2 separate regions of the Homo sapiens genome follow, and region 1 is linked to region 2. The links are chromatin contacts, found by Hi-C or POLR2A ChIA-PET in ENCODE. All regions are on one chromosome and are shown on one strand. Each heading gives the region's core, a stretch centred on a gene start or an enhancer-like site at or near the end of the contact. The rest is flanking DNA. Distances are from core to core; before and after follow the strand shown. Region 1 holds the start of AK5 (adenylate kinase 5). Region 2 holds the start of PIGK (phosphatidylinositol glycan anchor biosynthesis class K).

What was found. A loop is a pair of places that touch in the nucleus more often than their neighbours do. ChIA-PET counts read pairs that join two places held with the same protein, here RNA polymerase II (POLR2A). Pooled maps may share reads with other maps.
Region 1: a loop to region 2 is called in a map of CD8-positive, alpha-beta T cell, with 5 times the contacts of the local background. The contact joins the promoter of AK5 here to the promoter of PIGK in region 2. A Hi-C loop is called at or near these places in 11 of 168 maps with a recorded cell type or tissue (CD4-positive, alpha-beta T cell, CD4-positive, alpha-beta memory T cell, CD8-positive, alpha-beta T cell and 4 more), 2 of 37 single-sample maps with no recorded cell type and 17 of 50 pooled maps. POLR2A ChIA-PET finds 5 or more read pairs at or near these places in 10 of 52 experiments (A549, CD4-positive, alpha-beta T cell, H1 and 6 more).

What each region holds. Positions count from the first base shown.
Region 1 is chr1:77,278,614-77,283,844 of GRCh38, forward strand. It overlaps AK5 (adenylate kinase 5), which reads left to right and starts at 3,406. Exons shown (of 14, transcript NM_174858.3): 1 at 3,406-3,760. The coding sequence starts at 3,701. RefSeq lists a silencer at 3,266-3,325.
Region 2 is chr1:77,216,004-77,221,731 of GRCh38, forward strand. It overlaps PIGK (phosphatidylinositol glycan anchor biosynthesis class K), which reads right to left and starts at 3,427. Exons shown (of 11, transcript NM_005482.3): 1 at 3,307-3,427. The coding sequence starts at 3,399. LOC105378808 (a long non-coding RNA gene) reads left to right here and starts at 3,517. Exons shown (of 3, transcript XR_001738109.2): 1 at 3,517-3,650; 2 at 4,785-4,990. RefSeq lists an enhancer at 3,111-3,220.

The DNA of each region.
Region 1 (5,231 bases), core at 2,156-4,655, 63 kb after region 2:
TTCCTTTTCCCATGGTATTTATCACCATCTAACAACAATTTCATATACTTGTTTATTATATCTGTTGCAAATTATCTCCTGCTCCTAGATAAATGCTCCATGCATGTGTTTTATTCACCTACGCGCCTGACAGCACAGCAGTGCCAGCGATGCCTGGCACACAGGAGATGCACAAGAAATATCTGTTGACTGAATGAATTATCATAAAACACTATTTTCATTGTGACTCGTAAATCATGTATTTATACACCATTATATTTCTAGACATTACGAAGACATTGCTTGAGCTAGATTTTCTCAGCACCTAAACATACTCCTACATGGTAAATCAGGAATCTCTATATATGGCATTTACTCTTTCAAGCCATCATGGTGTAATTTTTAAAGACTTCAACATATTTGTTTTTTAAAATAGAAAGTTTACTTTTTCCTGCTAGGGTACCTTTCTAAATTTCTTTGGCTGAGTCCTAAGCATTCTATAGATACAGCTATAGATATTTTATTCCTCCATTCATCTGTACCTATCATGACTCAGGGAAACATTCCCACCAAGAGTCTGAAGGATGCCTAGCCCTTTGGAAGTCCTAGTCATCATCCCAATGGTTATTCCTTTTTCTTTTCTTTTTTTTTTTTTTTTTTTTTTTTTGGAGCGGAGTCTTGCTCTGTCGCACAGGCTGGAGTGCAGTGGCGCCATCTCGGCTCACTGCAAGCTCCGCCTCCCGGGTTCACGCCATTCTCCTGCCTCAGCCTCCCGAGTAGCTGGGACTACAGGTGCTCGCTACCACTCCCGGCTAATTTTTTGTATTTTTAGTAGAGACGGGTTTTCACCGTGTTAGCCAGAATGGTCTTGATCTCCTGACCTCGTGATCCTCCCTCCTCGGCCTCCCAAAGTGCTGAGATTACAGGCGTGAGCCACCGTGCCCGGCCCCTAATGGTTATTCTTACTCCCATTTCCTCAGCTGCTTCCACAGAACAGACCTGGAGCCTCTGCCCCCTTGTTTCAAATCAACAACTCTGATTTTCGTCATCAGTTATCACTAACTGATATGTTCTTGTTTATGTCCTTCTTTGTATTTTTTAATCACTATGTGATGTTGTCTATGCATTTTTATTTGCTTATTGTTCATCTGCACTTCTTACACACACTCTTCATAGAATTTAAGTTCCTTGACAGCAAGGATCATGTCTGTTATTCACTGCTATATCTCAGAACCTAGCACCCTCTCTCAAGACGTGATGACAAGAGAGTCTATCCGAAGACATCCGACATGCAGTAACCATTTTGATTCATTATAGCTTGCAGGAAAGCATTCCCAAATAAACAAAGGGCCAAGGGCCATGAGCCTTCTATATACCCACACATAGAATTTCATCACAGGGAATGAGAGGCCAGCTTTCCCACAGCAAGGATGTATTTAGTGTTCCTTGTCCTTTCTCTTTCCTCTCTTTTGAACCATTAGCTTGGCTTTTAAGCATTATATCTCTCTCATGTAGCCCCTCCCTACAAAGCCACAACTTCCTTTGCAAAAGTAATTATGAACATCTTCCTCTTTCACGCATCTCTCTCCACCCTGGCACACACCAAAATACACTAATTGTCTCTGCATAAGGCTACTTGAAAACTTGCCGTATCACCATTTACTACATTTTTCAGGCTATCTACAATTTTTAGTGCAGTGCAGTCTTTCTTATCCATTCTCTTTTTACAAGCAAGTTGCCAACACTTGTCCGGTAACACTAAAGTACACTTAGAATTATGCATTTCTTCAAGGGAAGACAGGTGAGCCATGCTCTGCCAGATTCTTGTCTGCAAAGGATGACCTTGAAAAGTCCTGGAGAAACTGGCCTTTTCATTCCTGCGTGTTCACCTCCACTGTGCCTGCTCACAAAGGAAGCCTTAATGCCACGGACCATTGTACTTTTCAAGCATCATTGCATAGGGAAGAGACACTGCCTTCACTACTGCCATAGCCAATCTTAAATAAGCTAAAGAAATACTAGAAGTTGGGACTGTAAGTGAAATGGCATATTCTAAGGGCAAAAACCAATTTCCATGGAACTGAAATACCTGCCTCGTTTAAGGCAACCATATGACACACGGGTTCACAAGTGCTAAAAGTTCATTTACTCCCTCAGGTAAAACAAAGCTGCAGCTGTAGTTAAGGCTTGAGCTGCAGTTGTTTCCGGAACAAGAAATAGAACCAAGAAAAGATCTGCAAAGAAGCACTTGAAATGGACATTCAGACTCTATAGTTTTTTAAAGCAGTGGCAGCGTTGCTTCTTTCTCCAGCCAGACCCCAGATACCAGTGCCTACCAAAGTGTCCTCTCTCACACACCCTCCTACAGTGTTAGGCTTTGTGGGAAGTTAGAGATCATATTCTCCGGGGGCAAGGACTATCTCCCAAATAGGCAATGTGAAGACATCTTAGCAGGGAATTGAGTCATCTTGGGAGCTAGGAGGAAGATGGGTTACACCTTAACAATGGTCTGCAGCAGGAAGATCCATTAACCATTATGCCTTAGCGCACCCACTCATACTCACTCATATTCCCCCAGGGGTGCTCTGATACGACACTGTCCACGGACTGCACACTCTTCAGGTCTAATTAATGATGCCCACCCTCCCCACCTACTAAACACATTTGCAATTTAAGCATCTCTAGCTCTCCACTACCACCCACCTTTCTCCTCCACTGTCCCTTCTTCTCCATGGAGATAATTAACTAGTTGACTACTTATTAGTCCTTCAGTTGATTAGGATTTCAGGCTCACACTAAGGCCTTATCCTAAAGTCTATAAAGATTTGTGACACCGACAGGGTAAAAATTCGAAACCAGCTAGCAAAACTTTCCTGAAGGATAGAGATACTCAAGATCTAAAAATTATCTGAAGGGTTGGATTCCACACCATGAATCCCCTTTTCCCCCTTCCCCACAGCTCCCTATAGTGAAAGATCCGTAACCTTAGGAATAAATGATAAATCCTGTGACTATTAGGTTTTTCCTGGGAGTTCCTCGGAGACCCGGAGGTAACCGTGTATGTGCGTGCGAGTGTGTCTGTGTGCGTACAAGGTCCGGAGAAGCGAAACGGTCGCAGGTTCCTACAGACCCCGACCCTGTTCCCTTGGCCACCTGGTCCCCGGTAGCTGCATCCCTGGGCGGCGCACGCAGTGAAGCGTCGCGCTCTGGCGCCGGTGCCGCACCGAGGGGTATGACTACGACCCCTTGCGCGTGCCCGCCCCCACCTCCGCACCTCGCGCCAGCCCGCGCAGCGTGACCGGCAGCCGCCGCAGACCCGGCTCGGGGAGGCGCGGAGCGCGGCGCGCTGAACCGGAGAGGCGGGCCGGCTGCTGCCTTGCGTTCGCCACGCTGTCCTCCCTCCTCCGCTCCCTGCGCCCCACCCCTGGCGGCCGCGCTGCCTGGCAGCCCGGGAAGCCGCGGCACAGCTGCTCGGCGCCTGCAGCTCCGGCTCGGGGGCTGGAACCGAAGCGGGGGCGGCGGGAGCGCGGAGACCACAGCCCCCGGGGAGAGGCGGAGGGGGTCCCTGGCCTGGGCGGAGAGGCTGAGCTGAGTGCGCGTGAGAAAGAGGGCTGCACCGCTGCTCGGCGCGGACTCTGCCAGCCCCAGCTTCAGCCCCGGCTCAGGTCGCCGCAGCCCGGGAGCCTCCCCGCTTGCGCCCCAAGGCACGCGCGGCACAGCCATGAACACCAACGATGCCAAGGAGTATCTGGCCCGGAGGGAAATCCCTCAGCTTTTTGAGGTAGGGCTAGAGCTGGCCGACGGGCGGTAGCATCCGGGGACTGCATCTCAGGGGTTCGGGTTGAGGCAGCCGCGCCCCGTCCCACCTTCCCCACACGGGGCATGTAATGAAGGGGCTTGTAGAAGCGCACTCGCCCGCTCCCCCGAGGGTAGTCGCCTTTCCCGCGGGTTGCCAGGGTCCTTGTCAGAAGGCTGGGCTTAGAAGCCTGCATCTCACAGATCAAGTTTCAGTCTTCCAGCAGGGTTCTGAAAGCAGCCTGCTCCCATCGCGCCCCTCGGATGTGGACACCCAGGGTGGGCTGCAGACCGCGGCCGGGCCGCACTCTCTGGGGGCGAGGGCCAGGTCAGGTGGCTGCACTGTCGCCCAGCAGCGAGTAAAGACTCGAAACTGAGGGAGCCAGAGCCCTAGTCACTCTGCTGGTCGAGGGTCGGAACCCCTGGGGGAAAGAGGAAATGTGGACGAAGGCAGCCCTTCCTGGAGACAGCTTGGAAGAGAGGGATGAAGATGCAAAAAGCAAAACCCAACCTATCAAGTGCCACCTCCCCGGTGACAGGCCCCCAGCCTTGCTCTGCGCTTTCGCTGAATGAACTCCTGAGCACGTTTTTCCCGTTGCCTAGGAAGGGTTGGGCCGCAGGTTTCGCCAGTGCTCGACAACCCACCTGGAGATAGCGGGTCGGGGAGGGAGCTGCGAGGGGGGCGGACTCCTGTTGCTCAGTCTTCAGACCGCAGCACAGCATCATCTGCACCGGGACCCGGGAATGGGGGGACACTTGGAGACTGAGAGAGAGGAGGCTCGAGGAATGAACCTTGGTCTGTTCTAAGCCACAACCCCTGTCTCAGGTCGTTTGGCTTCCTTTCCTTCTCTTTGTATTTGAATTTAAAAACATTCCTGAATCTCAAGTGCTTTTGCTTGAAGTAGGGGGGAGGAGGAGAAAAGAATAGAAGCAAGCCAGGCTTCCTAAGCGAGCTCTGAAAGGAGAAATCCATTCACTGCAAACCTCGTTCCCCATTTCTGAAAACGGATAGACTGATATCGTAAACTAAAGGTCATGAGGGTTTTTCCCCCCGGTTTGGGGGATTTGTTCTGTTAAAAGGAATTTTAAAGCACCACTTGAGAAAATAATTTTGCCTCAGTTTCCCTAAACTATCTTTAAAATGGGTTGCCATAATTACAGGTCTTCTTTTCTCTCACCTCTATAAGCCACCGTTTTCAGGTCATCTGAAGTCAAGATTTCCAGGTAAACCACTCACTGAACTCAAGCGTGGTATGTGAAGCCCAAATCTAGCAAATGTGTTACTCCTGCGTGAAAATAATTAGGTGGTGTTGCATAAGGACAGGTCTTGAGAATATGTGGGAATCTTAAGAGTTGTTTTTTTTGTTTGTTTTTATTTTCAAAAAGTAAATATGGAAATTAAGAGGCGAAGGTTTTTCTCACAAAGATTACTACTGAGATATATTTCATTTCTACGC
Region 2 (5,728 bases), core at 2,177-4,676:
GTTCTAGCCTTCTATAGCACTTTAGAGTAACTATAGTAAACAATAATTTATTATATTTTCTCAACTACCTAGAAATCTTTTCTAACATTTTGAATATTATCAACACAAAGAAATGATAAAGTTTTGAGGTGACAGATATGCTGATTACTCTGATTTGATCATTTCATATTGAATATGTCTGAAAATATCACACTATATACCCCATAAATATGCACAATTATTGTGCCAATTAAAATATACATATTACAAAAAGAGAGGCATCGCTTAAAGAGAATACAACATTGGTCAGAAAGTAAAGTATCTATTTCTGGAGATTTGTGAAATATCATTAACAGATTTTAGAGTGTACATGTAACCCTCAAGAATATCAATTTTCATTAGAATATCATTTGCTGTAGTAATACAAGTTAATTCTTACGTTAACTACCAATAGAGATGGAAAAAACTGATCTCTGAAATTACTATGGCTAGGATAAAATACCCTTAATTTAGCAAGGCAATAACATAGTATTTCACATTAAATGAAACTATAATGGGTTGTCTATTGTTAAGCATTGTTTCTGATAAATTGACATGATAAATATAGAATAATAACCTGAACAAAAAGTGTGTGTGTGGCATGTGTGTGTGGGGGGGTGTGTGTGTGTGTATTTTTCCCCCTCCAAACTCAACAGCTGCCTGGATGTTAAAGAAAGCAATGTGCTACAGTGGTTAAGCATTGATTTGGGAATTCAAAGACCTAAGCTAAAATTTAGGTCCTATCTCGCAACTGGCTGTGAAATTGCGGTAAGTCATTTAGCTCTTTAGACTTGACTATCCTCATGTCTCTAATGTGCCTTCCACCTCCAAAGTTCTTACTTCTTTCAGACCTTAGTGAAAAAATTTAGATGGCAAAACTTTTTTGTGGTTGTCTAGACAATACAGTCATTATAAAGTTATTCATTCTACATACAGTAAATGCAGCACCTATTATGTGCCAGATACCATTAATATATAGTGATACAAAAATCACTAAAAAGCATGCTGCTTTCTCTCAAGAATCCAGAGTTCAATAAAGAGGAGCATGCAAACACATTACACTATAATTATTACATTCATTAATTCATCACACTCATTGGGCAACATGCCAGTCACTGCCCTGAGTGCTCCAAATACAATGCTGGGCAAAAATAGCCATAGTACTGCCTTCAAATAGGTTACTATCTAATTGGATAGATATACATTTAACAGATAAGGAAAGACACACAATATAATAAGAGTACAACAGAGGGACCTGACCTGGTCAGGAAAGTTTTCCTAAAGAAGTGACTGTTGGGTTAAAATCCAAAAGATGAAGAAAAGAGGAAATACAATTCCAGACAGAGGGGAGACAGCTCTAATGTGAGAAAAAGCTTAAAGGTTTTGAGAAACTGAAAGAAAGTTAGCCTAACTAGAAGTTTGAAAGAGAAAGAAAAAATTTGAAGTGTAGTCAGGGCCCAAAAAATATGCAGGGTTTTTGTTTGTGGGTCATGGTGGAGAGTTTAGAGCAACATTAAGGTGATCTTTTGAGCAACATCAAGGTCCCTGGGTGACATGATTGGAACTGCATTTTTAAAAGTTACTCTGGCTTCAATTTGGAGAACAGATTGAAAGGAAAAAACAACGACTCAAGGCAAAACATTTAGGAAACTGTTGCTCCTATCTCTAAGTGAGATATGATGGAATAACAGTACAAACCATACACGGGTTATAGTAAATGAGTGCTGTATCAAGTGTACAAATTACAAGAGTAAAGGCAAAGGTAAGAGATAGGGAAACGTTCTACAGAGGTTATGCCTTTACTGTATCTTAGCACATGAACAGAGGAAACACAATGTATAAAATATTGTAATGTGAAAAAGCACAGCAATTATGTAACTACAAAAAACAGTAATAGTATCCAAGATGAAGCAGTCAAAGTTAGAATAAAGGAGGGAAACAGAACTTCTATTTACTCATATTTATGTTCTCTAAAAATTATGCTATATAAACATCAAATATATAAATTAACAGTAATTCATAAATATATATGAAGTTCATGCTCAATATCTTTTTTTAACTGATAGGGTGTGTATTCAAAAAGTTTGGAGTCCACTGGTCTAAGCTCAAGGTGCCCAGGTGGTGGGGAGAAGAGGTTCCAATATGGAACACTGGAAAAGTAGGCAAGCACCAGGTCATAACGTTTAGACTTTATTCTGTATGCAATTAATAAATATTTAAAAGATTTCATCAGAAGAATAACCTGATCAGGCTTACATTTCGTGTAGACGAATCTAGCACCAAACTCAGGGAGTATGGAGGCCTATGGAAAACAAGATAAAGTAATCGCAAGAGTCTAGACAAGAAGTGATCACAGCCTGAATTAAGTCAGTGGAACTGGAGAGGTGAGGGCAATTTTAAGAACTCAGATCACAAAATTTAGTGATAATTAGAATATGGGATAAAGAGATTAAGACTCTCAGGTTTCTAGCTTAGGAGCAGCACATCTGGTTGAGAAATGGAGGAGAAAAGGGGTGCTTAGTTTTTCAGTGTCTTTTTAAGAGGAGGTAGGATAAGCAGAAGATAAAACTTTGCACACGGATTTTCAAATGTCTCCTGACTATCCCGGATTCTTAGTCAGCTGGATATGCAGGCCTGAAAAAGATACCAGACATCTAGATTGTAGACCGGGACTGAGGAATCATCAGAGTATGGTGAATAGTAAAAGCATTATAGAGCACCAGAACATCCTGTGTCCACGTTTAAAAATGGGAAGCTGGAGGAGCCCAGGATAAAACTAAGCACCCCTTTTCTCTTCCATTTCTTAACCCAGACGTGTTGCCCCTAAGCCAGAAACTTGAGAGTTTTAATAAACACTTATATTTATCCCATGTTCTAATTATCACTAAATTCTATTATCTGGATTCTTAAAATTGCCCTCATCTCTCCAGTTCCGTCTGACTCCTATCAAAACAGAGGGCTGCAGTTGAGTAGTAGGAAAGCAGTTGCTGCACACTGACATTTCACGAGCCTCTTGCTCGTATTTCACCTAAGAACTGCACACATGTAGGAGCAAAGGATCAGGTCCTCCTCTGTCTCCGAGGGTTTGATTATTTCAATTCATCGTTTTAAAACGCTGAAACAGACCAACAGTGTCCTAACCCGTGCCCAGTGATACCCTCCTCAAACCCAGCCTGGGTCAGGGGCTGATTGACTCCAGGAGGCGTCCCTCAGCTACTGTGTATCGGACATCTGCTGGAGGGCTCACAGCCGGCCTCCCGGCTGTGGTCAAATGAGCCTGACTCCTACCTCGATATGACTAGCGGCCACGCTGCCGAAGGACAAGAGCAACACAGTTGCCAAGACAGTCGCAGCCCGGCTGAGGCTGTCGGTGACGGCCATGTTTACCGGCTTCAGACTTCCCGCACCTGAAGGGGCGGAGGCAGTGCCGTAAAGTAGCGCTGCGGGTTTTTGCGACACCATCCGCGCCTCTTCGAGGTGGCCCTCTGGTCCGGCTTTAGAACTCTGCGGTTTTGTGGAGCTCGAGAGTCCGGGACAAGGTAGACGCAGGATATTGACCTTTTTATTTTTAACTGCATTTTCAGTTTGGAGGTTGTAAAATAGGTATAACATTTAAGAAAAAAAATTGAAAGGTGAGTGGAGGGAAAACCCGTAACTCCTTAAACTTTAAAAACTTATTTCTCTGTTCCCTTATTTATTTTATTTATTTATTTATTTATTTATTTATTTATTTTGCCGAGTGCTGCCAATTCTTTGAAAATATGAAGCTGGATGTGGTGGGAAGAACAAGCGTTTTGGCACAAAAAGATGATTAATTGGATAAACTATAAATGGAAAATGTGGGTGGGCGCTGCAATTTAGAGGCTTGGGGTCTACTACCTGGTGAAAGGATTAACATGGGAAGCTAGTTACGTTTTTGTTTCTTGAGTATCTTCTGTAATTATGGAACTAAAGCCTATCTGGAAGAGACACAGCTGGTGTATATGTATGGTCCACCATTCTCTTTATTATGTGAGTTCAGTTTTAATTTATGCATTTCATCTAGTATGACATAAACGTTTCCACGCTGCTTCCTCACAATTTTAACATTTAATGGTGAGATAAAATTCCATCCATTATTGATGCCTCAGCCAAAGTAATTGTCCCTCTGCTGCACAATGCAAAGTTTTTAAGTTTTACTATGAAAATAATATTGTAAAGAGTATCTTTTGTGTGTTTGGCTTTTTAAATCTGTTGAATTATTTTGTTTGTATAATTTTCCTGAACTAGGAATTTGGGGTCAAAATATTCCAAAACATTTTAATAACTATAAATGATGTTGCTTTCCAAAATGAACAAGCTTACAGCACTATCAGAATACACAACACCAAACCATACCATTTTTTTTCCTTTAAATTCTTTGGTATGAAATGTTACCCCTAGGTAACTATACTTATAATTCTTTGGTTACTATCAAGATCTGATGTCTTTCTTGTGTTTCTAAACTATCTCTGTGTCCTCTGATGTAAATTCTTTGTTTATATATTTATGTTTTGCATATGAATTTGAATAATATATTTATAAATAAGTAACATTAGCCTTTGCCATATTTTATGCTATTGCTTTTCCCATTCTCTTGTCTCTCTTTTCCTTTTATTTGTTTCTTTTGCTATTGCACTTTGTGAGAGGTTTCATGCTATTTAGTCAAATTTAGGTTTTCCGTTACGTGAATCCTAGAAAGTAAATACACTGCCAGAATATCTTCCATGTATTCATTAATTCAACAGATATCTATTGGATGCTGATGATTATGAAACAAAGTAGCAAAGATAAGAAGCCATTTGCTCATTCTGCTCCTTTGCCAGCAATATTTCACAAAGCCCCTGACTCATTGACTGTGAGCAGCCTTGTGGAAGAATGCCTTGAAGACCATAAGCAGGATAGGGAATAGGTTTGCACATCTCTTGCCTGAATCACTGAATTTTTACAAAAGGTAAGTTTGGTGATCCTAGCCCTTGCCTCTTCCTGTACATAAGATAATGTCTGACAAGATTAATGATTATGCCTCAAATTCATGACCAGATGTAACTTCATACCCACACTTTGATGAGACTTTACTTGTATTAACCCATTTTCATACTGCTATGAAGAAATACCCAAGACTGCATAATTTCTAAAGAAAAAGGCTTAGTGGACTCACAGTTCCACATGGCTGGGGAAGCCTCACAATCATGGTAGAAGATGAAGAAGGAGCAAAGGCACATCTTACATGGCAGCAGGTGAGAGAGCATGTGCAGAGGAACTACCCTTTATAAAACCATCAGAGGCCAGGTGCAGTGGCTCACACCTGTAATCCTAGCACTTTGGGAGGCCGAGGCAGGCAGATCATCTGAGGTCAGGCATTCAAGACCAGCCTGGCCAACATGGCAAAACCCCATGTTTCAAAATTAGCTCAGTGTGGGGGCACATGCCTGTAATACCAGCTACTAGGGAGGCTGAGGCAGGAGAATCGCTTGAACCTGGGAGGCAGAGGTTGCAGTGAGCCAAGATCACGCTACTGTACTCCAGCCTGGGCAACAGAGCCAGACTTTGTCTCAAAAAATAAAATGAAATAAAATAAAAATAAATAAATAGATAGATAAATAAAACCATCAGAGCTCGTGAGAACTCACTACCATGACAACATGAGGGTAACTGATCCCATAATTAAATTACTTCCCATCAGGTCCCT